Linked DNA regions of Homo sapiens: region 1 is linked to region 2. A link is a contact called in ENCODE Hi-C or POLR2A ChIA-PET data. All regions are on one chromosome and are shown on one strand. Each heading gives the region's core, a stretch centred on a gene start or an enhancer-like site at or near the end of the contact. The rest is flanking DNA. Distances are from core to core; before and after follow the strand shown.

The links. A loop is a pair of places that touch in the nucleus more often than their neighbours do. ChIA-PET counts read pairs that join two places held with the same protein, here RNA polymerase II (POLR2A). Pooled maps may share reads with other maps.
Region 1: a map of chondrocyte shows a loop between it and region 2 (2.7-fold over the local background). The contact joins two enhancer-like sites. A Hi-C loop is called at or near these places in 2 of 168 maps with a recorded cell type or tissue (chondrocyte and endothelial cell of umbilical vein) and 3 of 50 pooled maps. POLR2A ChIA-PET finds 5 or more read pairs at or near these places in 3 of 52 experiments (GM12878, WTC11 and activated B cell).

Annotation. Positions count from the first base shown.
Region 1 is chr7:41,188,645-41,191,484 of GRCh38, forward strand. No RefSeq gene overlaps it. Among named protein-coding and RNA genes, the nearest start is that of LINC01449, 88 kb to the left of the region's middle. Within about 2 kb of position 1,252, at least 6 of the 41 ENCODE cell types and tissues checked have a DNase peak (open chromatin) inside an H3K27ac peak, as active enhancers do.
Region 2 is chr7:41,027,287-41,030,513 of GRCh38, forward strand. It overlaps a transcript of SUGCT not described here. Among named protein-coding and RNA genes, the nearest start is that of LINC01450, 49 kb to the left of the region's middle. RefSeq lists an enhancer at 1,124-2,323. Within about 2 kb of position 1,870, at least 2 of the 41 ENCODE cell types and tissues checked have a DNase peak (open chromatin) inside an H3K27ac peak, as active enhancers do.

The DNA.
Region 1 (2,840 bases), core at 2-2,501, 160 kb after region 2:
CTGAGCTTCCGAAAGGCAAAGAGTGTATTTGTCAAGGTCCCCATTGTATCTACAGAGCCTGGCATGTGGTGACTGCACAATAAATATTGCTGAACAAATAAATAAAATAAATCGTGGCAAGAATAGAGATTGCATTAAAAGTTTATCTCCCCTTTTCCCCTTTATCCCCAGGAGACCCCATCCTCCAGAATTCAAAGAAGAAAGTTGAACCCTTCTCACATTAAGCCTATCTGAAAAGCTGCTTTTAGAAACTCCAGTGCACACTCACACACCATTATATGTTATTTCAGGCTGGTGTAATAATAAAACTGTCAATCCTATGAATAAGAACTGTTTCTTTACTTGGATTCTTGCTCATGTTCGTGTATATTTATGTATTACTAGAAAAGCAGCATTCTTAAGATTCTTAGATTGTTTTGATAAGATATGACTCTACTTTTCCCAGCCTTTCTTATTATAAGAATCTTTAACAAGCTCTTTAAACAGTTCACACATGCTACCTTACATTTTTATGTGATGTAACGTATAGTGAAAATTTTTTAAAAAGATTTTCTTAATATAATGTTTAAATAATAAAATTATTTCTTGTCTAATGATATTTGTGCAAGTAGACTAGTTTTTTTATGCATAGAAGACACACCATTTCTTTAGTTTCGTTGAGGAATAATTATCAATCATTATTATTTATAAGACAAGGCTGTTCTTTTTTAAAAAAAATCTTTAATTTAAAATACCTCTGTATTTAAGAGTGTTAACTACAAGAGCCTTTTCTATTGTCGTTCTTAGAAAAAAAAAGGTTCTGATGTTTGCTAGTCTAATAATTTATTTAATGCCTAAATTCATGTGACCTGAAAAAAAAAGTTTAAAACATTAAGTGAAGATGTGTGGTTCTATGGAGGGCAAAAGTCTTGTGTATAAGACCACAGGTAGCAGCCAGCTCCCTCAGTGGCCATCTCTATCAGCCTTGAGACCACCTCTCCTTACTGATCTTAGCTAGAAAACAGGCAAAAGGTAGCAGCTTCTAGTGACCATTCCAGGCTGCTTACAAACAGGGTGATTCTGGGGGAAAGCAGAACTGGGTGCTTTCCATCTCCATTGAAAAATGAAAAAAACAGAAAAAAATGGACAAAATGAAGAAAGAATATAGAGAATTTCAAACAACTGGCTTAGTCTTGGGCCTTCTTTCCCTGCCCACCCCACACCACCATCTTTTGCATGCCCTTCTCACCCTGCCCTGTTGTCAACCTTGAGCTGTCTTGGAAGCAAAGTCCAAGGGGACAATGGAGCATGCAGGCAAGTTCCATATCACCCCATTTGCCTAGAGCATTTGGTTGCCCCATGAACACAGAATTCCAGTGGACCCACAATGTGTGGGAGTTCAGTGAGGCTCATGGCGAGTACAAGGGAAATGTGTCATGTTTATGACTAAGTGGTCATGCTTCCTGTTCAAACAAGAAAGAAGGCAACAGCATTCTAAGAAACACAAACAACCAAGGGATCTTAAAGTATCCTTTCTCACTCCTGTCACTTCCTTGTAATAACCAACCAATTACATGGAAAACGATGACATTGAAGGAAAGGGAAAAATAGGGAAACCTACAGATCTTTTTTCTTTCTGTTTTTAGAAAGCACATCAACAAGCCAAATGTAGAAAGCATCGGTAAAATGTGCAAATATAAAGAAATAAAAAAGAGTTGAGTTAGTGTTGTGTGGCGTTCACACTGTTCTGGTGAGAATGAAATACATATGCGCATACAAGGTACAGAACGTGAATTTATGAATTGTGTAATTTTGGTGATTCGGCAGAAGAGTTACATGTTCTTATATTTGCCTCTAAAACTTGCACTGAACAATGGTACAATTCATGCTCATAATTAAAACTTTTAATTTTTCTTTACTTTAGAACTACATTAAATAGCAAATAAATAACAACATGGCAAGTCAAGAGAGATCATGGAAAAAAGGAAAAGGCTTCATATTTAGTATCTTTAATGGCATATTTTCTGTTTTTGTTTTTGTTTTTTCTTTTTTTGAGCAAGAGTCCTGCATTTTCATTTTGCCTTGAGTCCTGCAATCATGTAGCTGGCCCTGCTTCCAAGAAAAGAGGAAGGAAGAGCCAGTGCTTCACTATGGTAGGCCCTGAAGTGGGATCCAGCTCTCTGGCTTTGCTATGGCTTCAGCCTTCCTGATGTGACTTCCCTTTCCTGTCTCCTTCCCTTGTGACTGTGACTTCTCAGCAGCTCCTGAGCTCTCTGCCTCTTGGCTCGAAGGGACCATACTTACACTGATGCTAGAGCACACCCTTTATTCCTGGGTCCAGTTGTTGACGTAGCAACTTCAAATGGACACAGAGATCTCTGGACATTTTCTGTTTATGTATTTATTTATTCACTAAGCATATATTAAGAACTTGTAATATGCCTAGCACTGTCCTATGCCAACTGCTATGAATTGAATTATGTCCCTTCAAAACTCACATATTGAAGCCCTAACCCCAGGACAATGGTATTTGGAGATGGGGCCTTTGGTAAGTTATCAGGTTTAAGTGACATCATGAGGGCAGGGTCCTCGGTAAAATTAGTACTGTTGTAGGTACTGGGGGTAGAACACTACATTATCATTCCAAAAGAGGTCCCTACCTTCTGAAACTAGATTATCCAAATCTTGGGAACTATAATACAGATTTCCATGAAAAACAAGGATTATGTTTCCAGAGAGCTCTTGACAGCTGAGCCAAAAGGAAGAAAGCAGAGAGAACTGTGGGCAGTTCTCTTATAAGACAGGGCTGTTCTGAAATAATTTCTGATTTCATTTTTTAAAAATGCTTAAAAGTACATACT
Region 2 (3,227 bases), core at 620-3,119:
CTCTCGGTACCATTAGTGAAGGGCATCAGCCTTGAAAAAAGGACCTTGGCCAGGGCAGGGCTGAGGATGGGTCAAGGGATGTGGTTGCTCTTCTCCTTGGTGACATTGTGGTGACCATGAGCAGAAAAATGGTAAATCCCTCAATGACACTGACTAGGTTTGAAGCTTACATTGTATTGGTAGGAGGGGGAATTTCCCTTTCAAAAGACTCCTCAATTCCTGGATATGCATAATGTTCTGCGGTGTAAGAAGCATGCCAGGAATGGAAGGGACAAATATGCAGGAAGTTTGTCCATCCACTTTATATGTACTACAGTTTGTGGTTATGAGAGCATCGAAGGTATTCAGGGCAATGACATTCTCATTCATGGCATTCCACTTGGCTCCTGGGGAATATAAACCAGTTGTCTCATGTAAAAAAGTCTCACACTCCCATTAGGAAAACATTAGGAGAAAATAGACATAACAGGGACATATTTAATTTTTTAATGATCGTCTAAAGACCACAAAGAGTCTGTGATATGAAAGACTTTAAATTCCTCTTTGATCTACGTTAGCTGAGTAATCACCACATTATCACAACATGCGGGGGCTCCAAGCATCCGAAACAGTACAGATGTCATCCCAGCAGACGCCATACCTTCTGCCTCTGTGCAAGCTGATGAACCCATCCAAACTGGCTTTCCTCATCTGTAAAATGGGTAGATATTGGGATTTTCTTCATAGATTTTAAGGATTAATGATCATGCAGGAAACAGGCTTAGCACAGGGTCCAGCACTTAGGAAGTCCTTGGTGGGTGCTAAGGATGATTCCTAACTCAGGCAGGCAGGTATTGAGGCAGTGCCTCCAGCGTCTGGTCCCTACATCCTATCCACAAAATCAGTGCAGAGGGAACATGCATTACAGCAGCAGACCTAGAAGCCAAGAGAAAGAAGGAATGTTTTAGTTCTTCTGAAGTTGAGACCCTGGATATGTTGAGAAAACTAGCATGGAATAAGAGCGGTCAAAGAAAGGCTTTAAGAAATAAAGTCGCTAGAATTTATTGTTTCTGTCTAACACTAAATAATCCCTGAGAGGACTAACAGCATCACTGGCCGTCCCAAGTGATCAATTTGGAAAGCAACATACAGTCATGAGTTGCTTAACAACTGGGGATCCATTCTGAGAAATGCATAGTTAGGCAAAGTCATCGCTGTGGGAGCATCACGGAGTGCACTTACACAAACCTAGGAGGCAGAGCCCACTACACACCTAGGCTTTATGGTATAACCTATCACTCCAAGGCTACAAACTTGTACAGCATGTTATTGTGCTGAGTACTGTAGGCAATTGTTACATAATGATAAGCATTTTTGTATATAAACATAGAAGTGATACAGTAAAAATAAGGTATTGTAATCTTATGGGACCACCTTTCTATGTACAGTCCATTGTTGACTAAAATGTTGTCATGCAGTTCTTGGCAGAACCTAAATGATTCAGCTCTCTGGCTCTGGGGACAGACAACGCCAGTATGCTCTGGCTGGGTACTATAGTGCATGCTATTTCACCTCTGTAAGCCTGAGTCTTCACATCTGCAAAACTGGGATATCAATTGTGCCTCCCTCATGGGCTTGTTGAAGTGTTAAGTGTTCAGCTCTCGGCAGTGTTAATTGGAATTCTCTCTAATATACCCCCAGAGAAGAGCTTTAGGGAACAAGATGGCACCAAAATCATATTTTTGGCATGTCTTTCAGACAACAGATAAAAGGATGATCAGTTCTGAATGCTCAAAGACTGGCTTAGTCAGCCTCTCCTCATGCCCTCCTCCCCTGATGTCCTCAGTGATGTGGGAGCCCTCGTGAGGACTCCCCAGCAAGCCAGCCTACATGCAGTGCGATGACCTGAAAACTCAGTCATCTGCAGACTCCATGACGTGAGCATGAGTCACTGAACTCTCTAAATGTTACACTCTACAAGGTGAGTGCTGCTTGTTTATAAAGACAATGGGGCCTCGGCTATATCCGATCTTGTCTCCTTGAAAATTCTTAGTCACATATTAGTCAGAACACCCCCAAGTCAGAAGGGAGAGCCTACCCCCAGATTCTGCATGTAACTTCTGGAACCTCCTGAGTCAGCAGTGTTGTCACACCCCCTCCACCTCTGTGGCTGGGGTCAGGCACATGACTGGATGGATGGATGTCCATGAAACAGCCTCCTACACCCTGTAAAGCCCCTTGTCTCCCAGGCCCACTGCTAGCAACTGAAACTCCCTTGCCTTCCTTCTAGGAAAAACCCATGCCAGAGACTTTATTTTTTCCAAGTAGACTTTACTTTCGGCAGTTTTAGGTTTTCAGAAAAATTGCTCAGAAGAAAAGGTACAGAGAGTTCCCATATACCTTCCCCGTCCTCTCCCCAGTTTTCCCTGTTGTTAACATGTATTATTTTGGTACATTTGTTATAATTGATGAACCAATATTATTACACTATTATTAACCAGAGCCCATAGTTTACATTAAGGCTCACTCTTTGTGCTGTATATTCTATGAGTTTTGGCAAATACATAATGTCATGTATCCATCATTGCAGTATCATAAGTAATAGTTTAACTGCCCTAAAAATCTCATGGCTTCACCTGTTCATCCCTCATCTCTCGCCTCCCCAACTCCTGCAGAACACTGATCCTTTTATTATCTCTATAGCTTTTGTCCTTTCCACAATGTTATAGAGTTGGACTCATACAGAATGCAGCCTGTTCAGAATAGCATCTTTTACTTTACAGTATGCATTAAGGCTTCTCCATGTCTTTTCATGGCCTGATAACTCACTTGTTTTATTGTTGATTAATACACCATTGTATACACGTGCCACAGTTTTGCTGTTTGCCTATTTAAAACATCTTGGCTACCACTTTTTGTCAGTTATGAATAAAACTGCCATGTGCAGGTTTTTATGTGGACATAAGTTTTCCAGAGGCTTTTTTTTTTCATTATTAAGATCTTCAGTGATTCACCATCTTCTGCTTTTTTGGTTTTTCTGAGAGTAGGCAAAATGGAGTTTCATTTGGAAGCCTTACTTTCTGAAAAATGGTGGGTGAAATGGAAAGTCTGGCTTTCATCCTTTAGGAGTTCATTTAACCCTTCTGATTTTTGACTCATCCATTAAGGCAGTGATAACATACAGTCTGGAAAATACACATAAAGAGGATGGTTATAAAATAATAAGCAAATAAACATTCATTTTACAT